2 separate regions of the Homo sapiens genome follow, and region 2 is linked to region 1. A link is a loop called in an ENCODE intact Hi-C map of the cell type or tissue named here. Cell type or tissue: Calu3. All regions are shown on one strand.

Region 1 (8,000 bases):
ATTTGAACCTTTGTAGGCACATGCCTTGTTGAATTGGATGGTAAGAGGAGATTCATATGCACCAAAGCCCATATTCACACTCTTATTTCAATATTTTTTAACTGGAATTTAATTTTAAACTTGAATAGAAATCTGAGAAAATTAACATGTGGTCAAGGTTTTAGGTGAACATAAAATTACCTAACTTGATGAGGACAGTGTACAAATTCTTGATAATCAGCAAATGTTAAGCAGAAAATTTGAGCACTGTTTTGGGTATTTTTTATCTCGTTCTTGCATTTCAACACCAAATTCCTTTAACATTTTTTTCACAAATCATGGAAGGAAAAGGAAATAATAATAATGATGGCAATGATCTATTTTGACCATCTTATTATTTTCACCTTATTCATCTGGGAGCTACAGTGCAGTCTTAACCATCCCATAAATACTGATCTAGCCAAAGGAAACAGACTGTATTTTCCCTCGACTCTTTGCACTGATATATTGAAATAGCAGGGAAGAAAAAAAAAGGCCCATAATGCTTCATTAGTTAATTGTGCAGAGCACAGCTCTTTAGGGGTAAACAAGTGAAGGACATTTGCTGAATGGCCCATCCTCGTCATGCATATTATGGCCTAATGATGCTAGTAATGGTAGGAGGCTCCTGGAGAGTCATCTGTCAAATTAGCACATTGAATTATTTATTGCCTCAGAGTAAAATTGTTGAAAGGTAGCAGCTGAGACATGGTTTTTATAAATCTAAAATTCAGAAAAAAATACTAAAAAACTCATACAGCTGCTTTGAGGGTATATTCGTTTTTTAACACTTGCATTTATGAACACAATAGTCTTTACTGAGTAAATAGACTGAGTTTGTTTCTACCTTTAAGTCTGATTTGTTGTGTGTTTGTGTGTGTGTATGAAGTCCTGAGTATTTTATGTCATTAGTGATAGTGTAATAACCTAAAATTCAGGTTAATTGTTAAGTCTTCATAACTCATTTCATCTATATCACCAATGATAACCATAAGACAAAATGCCAATTTTTACTAGGCTGTGCGCCCAGAAACTAACATGGAGAGTATTGTTCTTGACTTCCATGTCTCAATTGTTCATATTTTTGTTCTACCACAGTGTTGTCTAAGACAGAAAATCTGCCTTCCTAAGACTTAGGGGAAAAGGCAAACCTATGCTAAACTCTTAAAAAAAAAAAAACAGTAAATATAAGAAACATAAACTAAGAGGACTCTAAACATTACAAAGCCTAATACAGTCAAGGTCTTTCAAAACATATTAATTATTTGTTCAGTATTTACTTAGTGGATACCGACAGAAAGTGTTTTTTCTATTCATACATATTATGTACAGAAATAAATTCACTTACTAATTTCTTCCACTGGCCAATGAAGAGTCACTGTTCTGAAAGAAATTAAAAAAAAAAAAAAAAACAATTAACCAATTCTATGTGGTCCCTATTACCTCTTTATTTCTTTTCTTTTTTCTTTTTTTTTAAATTCCTGCTCTAAACAGATAACTAACTTGGGAAGACTTAACATTTTGATTATAAAATAGATCACTAATTTCAAATAAGCAGGGTTACACTATGTATTATTTGGCCTCAAAGTAGCAATGTAATGAATTTCTTAATAACATTAAATTTAAATCACTATGAGTAATTGAGAACATATATGTGTGTGTATATGTATCCATTTGGTCAGAAACAACTCCAGTTAATTCTAGTAATGTTCTGAGTGGTAGAAGAAACTGGCATCTGGCAACTTCTGGGTGGCTGGCCTGCTACTGGGAAATGATCATAGAGAAAATAGCATCAAATCAGGGTCTTGAAATATGAATGGGCTTTCAATACCCAGGGAGAAAGACAAAACCAGTTATCTTGGAGAAAAAACAGGTTGGAACAGGATATTGGGAAGATATAAAGAAAATTAATCTAAAAACCAAGTTGTATAAGATCATGGAAGGTCTTGACATGTTAAGAAGCATATAATTTAAGGGAAAAAATTCAAACAGATATAGAGAGATAGATTCAGCAGAAGAATCTTTAGAAAAAGTTTAAATAATGTTGGATAAATTCTAAAATAATATATATATTCTAGTTTTCATCATTATCACTACCATAAATATGGTATGTGGTTTTCCACATGGGAAAGGTGAAGAGAGAGAAAGAGGAAAAGTAGAAGTACTAAATTAAGTGGCCACTGTCCTGGGAGAATTGTGATGCTAATTATCAAGTAAAAGAATCAGGGAGAGAGGGTCAAATTTAATAATGAAGACAACAAAATTTCATTATTGACATTTGGAGTTGAAGATTTTGGTGAGGCATTTAAACCAAAACGTCCAGAAAGTTGTTGAAAAGTGAAAGTGTAGCTCAAAGAGAAGTGAGTTAAAAATTTACAGCTGATAAATGGAAATTTCTTTCACGTGGATAGAAAGTCATGCGAATAGCTAAATTGTTTATTTGGTGTGGTTTGGCCAATGCAAATGTTGTCTGCCTGCATATTTTACTTTCTTTTGATAATATGGGCATCGTGTTGAACAATTACTGTTTTTATTACCCCATCAATTTTCTCATCAAGATCTGATTTTTCTTATCGCTATTGCTATTTTAATTCTTTTCATCTCAGCTCTTCTTTCTGAAGTTCTTTTGTATTGACCTTCCTTTTCATCTTTATTAATTTTGTATTTTTCTTTTAAACTCTTTACTGAAATGAAAAATGTTTACTCTATATTTCAAGAGCTTCAGTGTTTCATAGATACTCTCTAACTTAATAGAAGTAAAAAGTATGGGGAAATTGTTATTCTCAGCTTGTAGCAGTTGAAGCAGACCTGCTGATGACCCAGGTCTATGCAATTCCAAAGTTTTGATTTGGCTTTTTTGTTCTTTCTATATCACATTGCCTCCTCCATAGACACTATCTCAGCTTTTTACCTTCATTTCCAATAGCTATCCTTAATCCCTTACTCCTATCCCATTTTCTCTTATCAGTCACCTCTCTTATTATGGATCTACTCCTCCAGTTGGCACTCTTCCTCATGCTGCTGTTCTGTGTCTTTAAATCCTCTTCTCACCTTTCCGTATGCTCATCTGCTCAAACCATTAAGTTTTATCAACCCAATAACATTTATAACAACTTTACCTTTAAAATTGATGATGGAGTTGTAAGTGGTCTCAAATTCACCCTTCATTCAATACTCAAAAGATGGCATTGAAATCCCTTGCTATGTTACAAAAGTCCACACTGTGACAACAGAATGGAAAAGTATAATTTTGGCTGTATGCCATTTGCCTAGACGAATCACCAACAGTTTTGCTGCTTATATGAATACATTTTAAATTGTAGTATTATTTTTCTTGTTCACAAACTTGTAATATGTGGTCAAAAACATATTTCAAAGGTGAACACTTTTTAGACAGTAAAACTGCTCCAAGCATTCAAATTTTTTAAATATCATGCTACTTTTTTTTCTTTTAGAGTGGTTATCTATTAGGTAATAGCTGGGTTTGATTGCGGCAGGATATCAACTGATGCCTACCTGGCAATTAAGAAAACCAGAACTTCGTCTATCATACCCCCAAAGAACTGTAGGATTGATACCTGGAACAGGGAGGATTAGCAGCTGACGGTTGGAGCAGGTCATATTGAGCTTACTTCAGAGGAAGAATACACTAATTTCATATCTAGGAGTTTGCGTTGAAATAAATGTGGGAAGGTATGTTATTTTAAAGGAGCCATATTTACATCGACCATAAAACCTGAGGGAATGCTGCTGGTATTCCAGTAGGTGGCAATCTTCCCCCAGAATATGCAGCTAACCAAGGTCCTAGTGCAGGTTTGGGATGTGCAGCTTGTCTAAATTAACACCAAGGATTCTGTCTCTAAAAGTTCAAAACTTCAACAAAAGAACAAACCTCTTTGTATATTAGAATACTTTCCATGCTCTTAGTAAACCAAATCTTAGTGGATTTACCTTGCATCACCAAACTAAATCAGGCATTCTTTGGGCCTTATCTTTCCTTTTCATGAGTTATATATGTACAGCGATATAAGTATACCATCTCCACTATCCTTCTCAAATTATTCGTGTATATTAGAAACTGCTCTTTGCCAAACATCAATTTATAACACTATCAAGACAGTTAATGAGAACCTGTAAAATGTTATCACCCTTGCAATATGTTTAAGGCAGAAAATTTAAATGATTCTGTGGACTACATGTGACTCTCCGCTATATCTATCCCATCAATTAAGGAATTGTAAGTTGAAGGTTTTGTAAAGGCTTTTGCAAAATAACAAGTGTTTCTCAGTGCAAAGTTTGAAAAATAGATTTTATGGGGAAATGCAAAGCAATCAGAATGCCTTATCTGTGGAGAGAAAGTTTATAGGAATATTTGCTATGCTGTGATACTAGATTTTTGTTGTAAAATCTTCTAAGTGATGTGTAATATAATGGTTACTGCTGTCATTCTGGGATTTTAATGTCATTCTTCCAAACAACCACAGCATAGGCTAGGTGCAGTCTTTGGTCTTCTCATGTTTTTTTGTTTGTTTTGTTTTTAAATAAATCTATTATTTTATTTTAAGTAATTATTTTCTAATTTGGCATATAGTCTCATAAATATGGACTAATATGGTAGCATTACTACTGTTAGGTAATATTAGGTTCTTCTTAACTTCTGAGTAAAAGAGAAATGTGTGTTTCCCTGTTCCCTTGATGTCATATGTGTGTGTGACTTACTTTAGCAAAGAAACAAGTGTGAGAGTGATCTATGTCACTTCCAAGCAGAAACATGGAATTGTCAAAATGATAGTTTCCAAACTGTGGCTTCTTCATCAGCCTCAATCATTTGGTGAAGTCAAAGTGGAAGAAAATCCCTAGTTTACCAGAACAGATATGTAGCATGGTCCAAAAATAGATCTTTATTGTTTTAGGCCACTGAGATTTTGGACTTGTTTGATAGCTTAATGTAACTTAATCAATCCTAACACTATAAAAAGGAATTAAACTTAGTACTATAAGATAGATGATAAGTACTATTAAGTCATATATTCTGCTCAACTCTCCTCTGTTAGGACAGTAAATAAATGTAATGCATGTATAGACAAAATATACTATGGAAGTATATACCTGGGCACTAAAATTATCTCAAACTAATAAAATGCTTTCCTAATATGGAGCCAGCTTCTACATTCTCCTCCTCTGGGTGAAAGCTGGACTCCTCTATAATTGAGAATCTTCTAGTAAATCATTTTCTAGATCAATATTAGAAAATCAAAGGTTTAACTGAAAGTGTAGACAAGTTAAACTTCAGGACTTTCTTAGGTAAAAAATGATTATAATTGGTATGTAGCTAATACATATGCTTTTCAGATCCCTACCAAGCTGTATCTCAACTGCAAGACTTTTCAGATACTTCAACATTCAACATTCATTGTGAATTTCCAAGAATGAAAGATAACATTACTGGCAAAGTCAGTTTATTATTGACTAATAATAAATTCCAGGAAATGTAATGCCACTCTGTCTTGTGCTTAAACAAAAATATTTCCTCATGTAAAAAACAGTAGTGCATTTAACCATTATAGAGACAATTTCCTTCATAATCATTTCCTTTTAGAAGCATACCTCTGAAGGAATTACAAAAAATTTAGAAATGATTTTCTTATTTTTTAAAATACATATTCATGGTTTATTTCTAAAGATCATAACTCTTACTCACCTGCATTGTGGTATGATTCCTGATTAGAAGGGGTAAAAGAGAGGAGTTGGGGATAGTACCACACCATCTTGGGTACACTTTTGCTGTATGTTGAGTATCTAAATCCCATCCTTCATACATCAGGACATTAATCAAAGGTTTAAACCTACTTTGTTGGTGCATGGCTTCACAGCTCTCATTGATTTCTATATTTGGTTAATAGTTGGTGGTCTAATTTACTCATTTACTCAACAATCCATTATTGCATTCCTAATAAAGACCAGGTTCTGTGTTATGCACCCAAGATACAAAGTTGAAAGTAACATGATCCCTGTTCTGAAAAAGGTCATTATTTATCAGAGAGTAAAAGTTATTTGAATGTACTATAAATGTCAAAAATAAGATATTTTCAAATACTTTGAATACCAAAGCAATAGAGCAATTAATGACATACCAGGAAATATAAGCAGAATGATCAGAAGCACATCGTCAAAGTTTATGTCGTATTTGGAGAACTATGTGTGATCTGGTATAGTTCAAATGACCCAGGGGCATTTGGAATACAGGACTTAAAAAACAATATTTATTTATGTAAAATAGTCAAATGTATAGCTTGCTTAAGATGAAACACTTTAAGCAATTAAAGGTAGACAATAAGGATATTTGAAAATCACCAAGTAATATGTCTTGTAAAATACTAACCTCAAATGGTCCAAATAAGAGGCAGATTAGAAAAGTAAGGTGGAAGGAAGGGGACATAGTGGAGATGAGGTGGAGAAATAAGTATTTATTGATCACCTAAATTTTCTAGGCATATTGGTGGTAGTTTTCACATATCATCACATATCTTATTCACAGCCAGCCAGTCAAGTAGGCATTACAATTCCTACTTCATGAACACTCTTAAAAGCTCTTGGACACAAAAATGAAAAAAAAAATTATTTTCCTTAAACTAGGAATAAAGTCCTTTTTCATAAATTTTATATTAGTTAAGTAATCTCCTTTTTTACTTATGATTCTTACACAATGATAATCATAAGTAAATGTAACTAGGGTATTGAACAATTTCAATGAAAAAAGTTAGCACTATATATTTTCATAGAAATGATGAAAATATATGTATCATATTTATGTTTCATTTAGTTAACCATATCTCAGAAATTCTTCTGGCCTTAAGTTAGCCTAAACAAACTCTTATGGGCAGAAATAGCAGTTACCTTTTTAGAAGTGGAAAGGTGTGATACCTTTCATCACCCATCATAAGGGTCACAACTGATACTCCTATGACAAAAGATTAATAAGAGAAGACTGTAACAAATGTATTTATTCAAAGTTTTACATGACATGGGAGCCTTCAGAAAGGAAAGACCCAAAGACCCAAAGAAAAACTGCCCTTTGTTATGCTTAGGTTCAATGACAAATGGATAGTCATGTAGAAATGTGATTAGACAAAAGGAAATAATCGAATGGTAATAGACTGAGGGGGGAACCAGGCAAAGCCTGGCTATTCATGTTCTTCTTGGCCTCTCTGTGTAGCATTCCTTCCCCCCACATATGGTATGGAGCAGGGTCCCTCTGGAACAAGGATCTTCAAGGGAGAAGAAAGAAGGGAGGAAGTGACCTTTCTAGGTTTTATGGATTGCTTTGGGGAAAAAGACTTCTAATTTCTATGATCCCCCTAGGGGAAGAGGAATTCTGGTTTCCATGACTCTCTTCTGATGGAAAAGAGAGACAGGAGACAAGAAGGCAGGAGAAGGCCAAGAGAACTTGCTTCTGAGGCCTTCTAATCTCCTTTAGTTCAAAGTACTCAGCATGCCAAGACAACGTACTTTGGGGTATCATGTTCTGAGCCCCACCACCTTCATAGACATACTCCTTAATCCAAGATACATTTTTTCATAAATATCACTCAACTCTATTTTTTTAATACATTCTATTTTTTTTCTGGCTAATATGTCTTGTTATTACAGTCATTGAAGCAGAAGAAATTACTGTTACCTATCTTACATGTTTTGATCCAATGTAAAAATCGTTCCCTAATAAATATCTACCCCCAAACTTCTGTTCAAGTTTTACAGAAACACATAGATATAAACCTTTCTGATATCAGACTAAGACTTTTAAGTTATCAGGCTTTTAGACTTTAACATTGGTAGATTGATAACTTATCCTCCATGTCTTATTCTCATTTTCTTCTACTCTCATTCACTGACTCCAATTCCAACCTGAAGCACGAAAACCTCCTGTAGGCAACACATTCCCCATAGTCACACAAACTTTGGCCATGGGTATCAATCCTTGT
Region 2 (8,000 bases), 1.0 Mb after region 1:
TGGGAAAGCGGTTCTCAACCGCGGTTCACACTAGTATTCTAACCGAAATAGTAAACACACACACACACACACACACACACACACACACACACACACACACACACGACCACCTTCAGGGATTCTGATATTCTTAGGCAATTTTTTCTTTTCCCAGATAATATAATATGCTATCACTGTAGAGAACCAATATTTGAGAATTTCCTGGTTAGAGTGCAAGTGAAAAAGTTAACTGGCTTAATATTTAACTTTTATATATCATTTGATATTTACTTATTTTACCTAGAAAACCACAGGCCCACCATTATTTCCTGGGCTACTTGGGAGATATTATTTGAAAGATATTTTTTTTCAGGTTATTGGAAAAGTGATTTGAGTTTCAGTATTTGAAATTTTAAGATTTTTAAGACTAGGTTCTTGTTTCCTTCCTTCTTTCCTTGGGGTAAAATATATGTAGTGTTATCAATAATGATAAAAATAGAATTAATATAAAATTATAATTGTGAGGAGGGCAAGTAATAGCAGTCCACCACTCTAAGGTGGACACCAGATTCTTATTGCAGTAAGTTGTTGGTTGACTCACTTTGGACAATTCTTTTAATCAAGCTGTGCCTCAATTTCCTCTTCCACAAATGAAGTGAACCCATTGGATAATTTTAAGTTACCTTCTAGATTTAGTGAATGTGTAAACCTAAAGCACTAGAGAAAACACATGTTACTAAAAAGTTTGCAGATATAGGCTTTATATGTTATATTCATCCTTTCAAAGAGGAATTATTATTATAAATCCAGATTTTTGAAATGTGGCCTTTTCTATAGTCAAGGCATATCCAGAATTTTTTGTCTGGTACCAAAAAAAATCATATAAACATTAGAGAAATATAGCACAAACTTACACTAAAATAAAATTAAGCAACCTATCATTACTGCTCCATTCATCCAACCAGTCCTGCAATTCAGGCATAGTATTTTTGATAGTTTTGCTACTGTCTCCGCAAATGAATTGATATTTAAAAGGGAAGAAAACGCTGAATTTTTCTTCCACTGCACTCCAGCCTGGGCAAAAGAGCTGAATTCCATCTCAAAAAAAAAAAAAAAAGGAATATGAAATTGGAATTCAAATAAAGGTAGGCCTTATTTGTGGTTAGAATGGAGAACTGTGCCCATCACCATCTTTACATCATCTGCTTTACCACTCCAGCTAAGTGGTGAGCAGATACTTGTGATTAACTGCCCTTTGAGGGGCTTCAGCATGAAATATTTGAGACCCTTTCTGGGTTTCAGTTCTCAAGAACCAGATGTGCATCACCGAGACACTTTAGCAGAGGAGGCTGTGATTATTGGTATCAGCAGAAAAATGTGTTTTGGGAAGGCACCAATTAAAGGTGAAGTATCTCAAAGGAAACAGAAAAAAATTGTAAACAGCAACAGAACATGATGTTTTCACTTTGTTAATTCTCATCAAGAATCACAACACAATATAGCACTTAGATGCTCGATGGTTACATCAACACTCATATTAATATCTTTTAGTAAAATAAAGTATCAATCATATGAAAAATACAGTTTTTAATCATAAGCGGTAATTATTTTTAAGGTTACAGAGAGAATGAACATTTCAAAGACACAAGCACTGAAGCTGTTCACATCCCATACCTCATTTATGACAGCAACTTCAGAACTGGCTTATCTGGGCTATGCGTCCCAGCCTTTTGCATTTTTTCCTAGTAAATAAGCACTAGTTTGATTAAGGGACTTGCTTTGAAGTCTTGCTGGTATTTGAGATTTTCACAGTATTCTTGGCAACTTGGTTCCAAAAATGTTGTTTTATGATTACTTAAAAAAAATGTATCTGTGATGTTTAAGCAAAACAATAAGAGTTCATAAATAATTTGCTTTCATTTTATGGTAGTTTACATGATAATGTGACATAAAGAAGAGAATGTGCTTGAGTGTGTACAGGCATGTGTACAGCAATAGTAGTGGTGGTAGCACACACAGGTTGGGGTAACTGACCACTTCATGACACCTGCTATGAGAACTCCACCTCCTGCCACAGACCTGAACCTGGGCAGCCAGATTTTCACTATGCAACCAATCTAACCACCATTACCTCTGCCTTCTCCCTGCCCACAACTGACTGGAAAGGGATGAATCTCTTTTACAAGGATTCGGAGAAATCAAAGTCTCTCTCCCAGCACTTTGGGAGGCTGAGGTGGGCGGATCACCTGAGGTCAGAAGTTCGAGACCAGCTTGGCCAACATAGTGAAACCCTGTCTCTACTAAGAATACGAAAATTAGCTGGGCGTGGTGGCAGGTGCCTGCAGTCCCAGCTACTTGGGAGGCTGAGGCAGGAGAATCACTTGAACCTGGGAGGTGGAGGTTGCAGTGAGCCGAGATTCCCGCCACTGTGCTCCAGCCTGGGCAAAAAAGCTGAACTCCACCAAAAAAAAAAAAGAGAAAGAAAGAAAGAAAGAATGAAAGAAAGAAAGAGGAAGGAAGGAAGGAAATATGAAATTGGAATTCAAATAAGGTTAGACCTTATTTGTGATTAGAATGGAGAACTGTGCCCATCGCCATGTTTACATCATCTGCTATGTGCTATTGTTTAGCATCGGTCCTTGGTCAGACTGAGCTAATCTTCCTAGGCATTTTGTCTCCATCTAAAGATAGAACTTTACGATTAGGAATTTCTGACACTTGCAGATGTTAGTGAGGATGTTTTGGAGACATTTCTCAAAATGTGTCAATGCCTTTGGGAATGTTCTTGAAGAGAGAAAGAAAATAAAATGTATTAAGAAGCAATTTATATGGGGCAAGCATTTCGATACAGTGTCCTACTTAATCCTCACATGGCTTGGTGCTAGGAGTAGTCATCCACGCCCACTTTGCAGTCAGGAAACTGGGAGTCAGGAATTTCATAACTTAAACCACAGCAAAGATTGTTATCCTAGGGCTGAAATGGCATTTGGAGACCAGTGGTTATAATTCCAGAATCTAAAGTTATTCTGCCATGTGTGTTTCTTTCTATCAGTTAGTTATTTTGACTACGTTGGAGGAATATTCAACTCCATCTAATTACTCACTGATCTAGGTGGGCATCAAGTAAAACAGATAATATCACAGCCAAGATGTACAGAAGTAAGTTGCAGTCTTTTTCAAAACCTGATTTACTAAGATCATTGCTTTGGTTTTCTCAGAAACCTAGAAGCTGGTCTTAATGTTGAATTATCTCTGTTATCTGCATATAGGTAGATTCCCCTGGATTATAATTACTCACAGGTAGTCACATTTCCCCTTTTCCAAGAAACTTACCCCTCCAACAAATTAAGACACATCCTTTTCCTTATAGTATTTTCATCCTTCTTATTTTGGGTATTTTTTATCAAAAGATCCAGATGCTCTGTCCTGTCTCATTTGTCCCATGCTATTGTCTCATTCTCAAAGAGCCATTCATGATGAATGAGCCTTTAATGTTTTCTTTACATATATCCTTCTTTCTTTGAAGGATGTTAATATTCTTCCATTAATATTTCTTCTGAGCCAAGAGACAGATAACGTCCAACTGGCATATTTCCATACTGGACTGAATGATAATTTTATAATAAATATTGCATGTCATTTCTTATTATAAAAATCTCTTTTCAGCATGCATGTCCATTTTGTAAGAGGATTAGCTGGGCTTTGCTGTGGGATACTTGAACTTTTGGTAAGCTTTTTCAATCCTTTCATTTAGTGGAAAGGTGATTAAAATGACAGAAAAGCATTTAAACTTAGTTATCATGATCAACCTTCCCAATAGCTTTCTTTTTCTATCACGTGCTTTAGCCAGAGGTAAGAGAGCAATCATCTTTGAGGGCCTTCTCTACCTGCATCCTACGAAAATGAGTTTTCTAGAATTTTCTCAGATATTCCAGTGGAAGTGTTTCTTATAGTATCCTTTGCTGCCACCTGCTGTTCAGCCTACATTTATGAAAGCTGTCAATGCTATCCATTGTTGATGGTGTATTTTCTAACGTAAGGGGTGGGTAAAGATAACAAAACTGATGCATTGCCAGATCCTGTCAAGTGATCACACTTAAACATGACCTTCGAACCAGTAGCTGCATTTAATGTTTGTAGAAATTTACTTCCTTTGTCACACTCTTAGTGTGACATAGTAGCATAATAACCTAAGAAATCCTATTTCTTTCTCCTTTCAAGAACAGCAGGCTGGTCGTTGAGGAAATCAGTCTTTAAGTTGTTGAGGCCAGAATTGTAAGCTGGAGCCACCATGTGTAACTGCAGTCCACTAATGAATTAATAGCATTTATTTGTACTCCATGCTTCCAGCTGCCCAACCTCCGCTTTGCTATCTTGGTTGCTTGTATCTTGGTTGCTTGTATCTTGGTTGCTTGGTTGCTCTCATCTTTCTGCCACACTCACTGTCAGGAGAGTTGGGCTGCAGTAAATGTTGCTTCCTTGCTGTTTCTTTACTCCCTTTGTGCTCCTTTATTACTGAGCAGGCTCAGTTCTCTAGCTTTGGAGTTATAAACTGGGTTCACAATACAGACTAAATACATGCTGTTCCTCAATCCTTTATGTGAATGCTAGGTGTTTAAGTGCATAAAATGTTACCTTTTTCTTATAAGTGTGCCCATCTCAGTAATTCATTTAGCAGGGAGGTCTCTCCCTAACATTGCTGGAGCATCTGCTAACATTGTAGTTCATTTTCTAGAGACAACACCTTAATGGCAGAAGTTGCATAGGCTAAATGACTTTTGTTTGTGACACTTTACAATTGTAACTAGAAAGAAATTCAACACAGCACTGGGTAAAAAAAATGCAGAGAATGATCTCTTGCTTTCTTCTTAAGCTCACCATCTTTCTCCATCAAACTCAGCAGCAGCAGCGGGAAGGTTACAGTTACTTTTGAGAACACTGCGGCTGATGCTTCTTGTACAAATATTCGCTTTCTTCATGACAGAACTCCTTTTCCAAATTTACATTCAGGCCAAGATAAGTCATCCAGCTCAACCATGCATTTCAAAACCACCTGGTATCCTCAAATGTTCTTGTGACCAGGCTTCTAAAATCCTGTAGGGCAAAAATCTAACAAAGAGAAGTCATCCGCAAAGGTCACTGCTTCCAAGTTCATCTTTGGCAGGATGTAGCTCTGTGCTGATATTAAAAAAAAAAATGTATCTAAAGTACAAGATATAGTTCTCTTTTGTGCAACATTCCCAAATCTGATTTGGCTTTCAAATTTATTGCAACCTTTAAAGGGGTGATTTTGGCAATGTTCTGGGGGTGGGGTTGATAACAGTCAAAAAGCTGTGGAAATGATTTAATGGTTCATGGCTTTGAAGTGCCTATGAAAGACATTTAACTAACTTTATATTTCTCCCTACATTTTCCCCAAAACGTGTATGTGTGGAAATTTTCCAAATTGCTTTTCCTTAAAGCACAGAGGACATCATTTTAGTGCTGGAGGGCAGAAATTTATTACTTTACAAGCTCCTTGCTTGCACATGTTTTTCTTCAGAGCTCACTGAAGTTACTTTTCCATCTTTTGCTAACAAACTGAAAAACTTCTTCTAATTTCTTCTTTGATATGTTATGAAGACAGCCCCCCACCCTTCCTCTATAAATCTTCCAGGTACTTTTAGTGCAGCAGCAGGATATATGAATCTAACTCAGGGAATTAGGAAGGGAGGGAGGGAGGAAGAATTAACATGTTAATCACTTATCTGATGCTAAGCACTAAGTGAGATCCTTCATGTCATATATATTTGCTCATTAAAATCATGAATTAATTTGATAAATACTTATTAAGATTGTACTAAGGTGGCTCAAAACTGTAAACCCAGCACTTTGGGAGGCTGAGGCAGGAGCAATCGCTTGAGCCCAGGAGTTTGAGACCAGCTTGGGCAACACAGGGAGATCTTATGTTTACAAAAAACTTAAAAATTAGCGAGGTGTGATGTTGTTTGCTTTTGGTCCCAGCTACTAGAGAGGCTGAGGTGAGAGGATTGTTTGAGCCTGGGAGGTTGAGGCTGCAGTGAGCTATGGTTGCGCCATTGTATTCCAGCCTGGGCAACAGAGCAAGACCCTTTCTCAGACCAAAAGGAAAAAATAAATAAATATATATATATATACACACACGCACACACACACACACTAAGAGCTGGGCATTCTTGGGACTGAGTACTAACCATAAACTAATTTACTGTCCAGTAGGAGAAACATACAAGTAAAAAGTCAAGGTTGATGCAATATCAAATGCTTTTGAGAGGCAGTTACAACACAGTGCTTGGAAATATGGACTTTGAAGACAGCCTATTTGGGTTGAATACAAATTCTGCTACTTGCTAGCCCTGTAATCTTGTGCAAGTTACTTCACCCTTGGACCTTTGTTGTCTCATCTGTGAATTAGGAATAAGAAGAGCATTTACTTCAATATGTTGTTGTGCAGATAAAATGAATTAATACACTGGGAGTGCTTATAAAGGTGCCTGGTATTTAGATTATATACGTAGCTACTTCTCAATATCCAGATTTCAGCTCAAATGTCATGTCCTTGACTGGAATTTTCCCATCGGCCTTTTTAATATATTTATTTTGAGACTCATCGACCTTTTAAAACCAGGCTCTCCTCAAGAGTCACTCTCATTCCTACCACGTTCTTTAATTCCTTATGGGCCTATCACTCTGTGGAATTACATTCATCTTATTTGCTTGCTTATTAATTGTCTCTTTTGCCTACTAGAGAGTTCAAAACACAAGGGTGGAGACCTCTCCAATTTTATTCGTTGCTTTGTTTCCAGACCCTAGGACAGTGCCTGGAACACACTCATTTTTCTACTAGAATTCATGAAATGAATTGCTGGATGTTAAGAGTTATGACAGGGGTAAGCACAGAGCTCTATTTGGAAGTACATAGGAGAGAGAGTTGACCCAGTCTTTGATGGCATGTCATATGGTTTCCAGGAGGAAGTGACATCCTTCAGCACCGGCAGACTGTTCATCATTAGGGGCAGAGGTAAAAAGACAGGAATTCCAGGAAGCAAGAGGGAGGGAAAATATGCATTTAATCCTCATAATGGCAGTTTAAGATGGGCATTTTTATCCCCATTATCTGAAGTGAGAAAAAGAAACTGAGAGTGAGCTATGTGAACTTGCCCAGAGTCCCAGAGTTAGTACATGTCAGGGATAAGATTAAATCATTCCACTGCACTTACCTGCAAAGAATAGGACTGTACGAGCCTCAAAATCAGAAATGATATCTAGTGCCTGAAATTGTTCTTCATAGACCCCATTCACTCAGAAATGTTGCTGTGATGTTTTTCCTGTGCTATGAAGAGTATCACAACATGTCACTCTTCGCTGCAGATCAAGAGGAGCCTTCTTGGATTCCACCTCACTGTCTTTTCATGATCTAACCTTGTATCTGGCTTCCTTGTTACAAACACACGTCATACATTCCAAACTGCATGGAAAATAGAAAAGCAATTCTCTACACTTGAACATGCACATAGAAAAACCCAGCCATTTTGGTGAAGATGAGATTGGTTAATTCTCTGGCTGTTGCCCTATCCTGTTCATGCTCACTAGGCAGACAACACCAAGCTTGGCCCTGGTAGAACAGCCTCATCTCTGAATGCTCTCTACCGGCCAGTGGATCAACAGCTTACTCCTCCTTTAGAAACACTGGAAAGAGGCTTTCGTCAATAGATTTAACACAGTCTTTTTTTCTTTTTTTAATATTTGGAGAGATTTATTCTGAGCCAAATATGAGTGACCATGGCCTGTGACACAGCCCTCAGGAGGTCCTAAGAACATGTGCCCAAGGTGGTCAGGGTGCAGCTTGGTTTAATACATTTTAGGGAGGCATGTGACTTCAATCACATACATTTAAGAAATATGTTGGTTCTGTTCAGAAAGGTGGAACAACTTGAAGCGGGGCAGGGGACAGGAGGGGGATGGGTGGTGGGGGAGGTGGCTTCCAGGTTATAGGTGAATTT

The links. Hi-C counts contacts between places; a loop is a spot of excess contacts. Peaks named below come from ENCODE experiments on the same cell type or tissue, not always from the same donor. Only the 100,000 strongest peaks of a DNase experiment are listed, where the experiment ranks them.
Region 2: it touches region 1 in a loop (8-fold over the local background); 62 of 110 quality-filtered maps call a loop at or near these places.

The regions. Positions count from the first base shown.
Region 1 is chr5:52,003,216-52,011,215 of GRCh38, reverse strand. LINC02118 (long intergenic non-protein coding RNA 2118) reads right to left here and starts at 3,185. Exons shown (of 4, transcript NR_147166.1): 1 at 3,138-3,185; 2 at 1,367-1,401. In Calu3, a CTCF peak has its summit at 3,799 (motif pointing right); a DNase peak (open chromatin) is centred at 3,785.
Region 2 is chr5:50,955,006-50,963,005 of GRCh38, reverse strand. No RefSeq gene overlaps it. Among named protein-coding and RNA genes, the nearest start is that of LINC02106, 11 kb to the left of the region's middle. In Calu3, a CTCF peak has its summit at 4,002; a DNase peak (open chromatin) is centred at 3,955.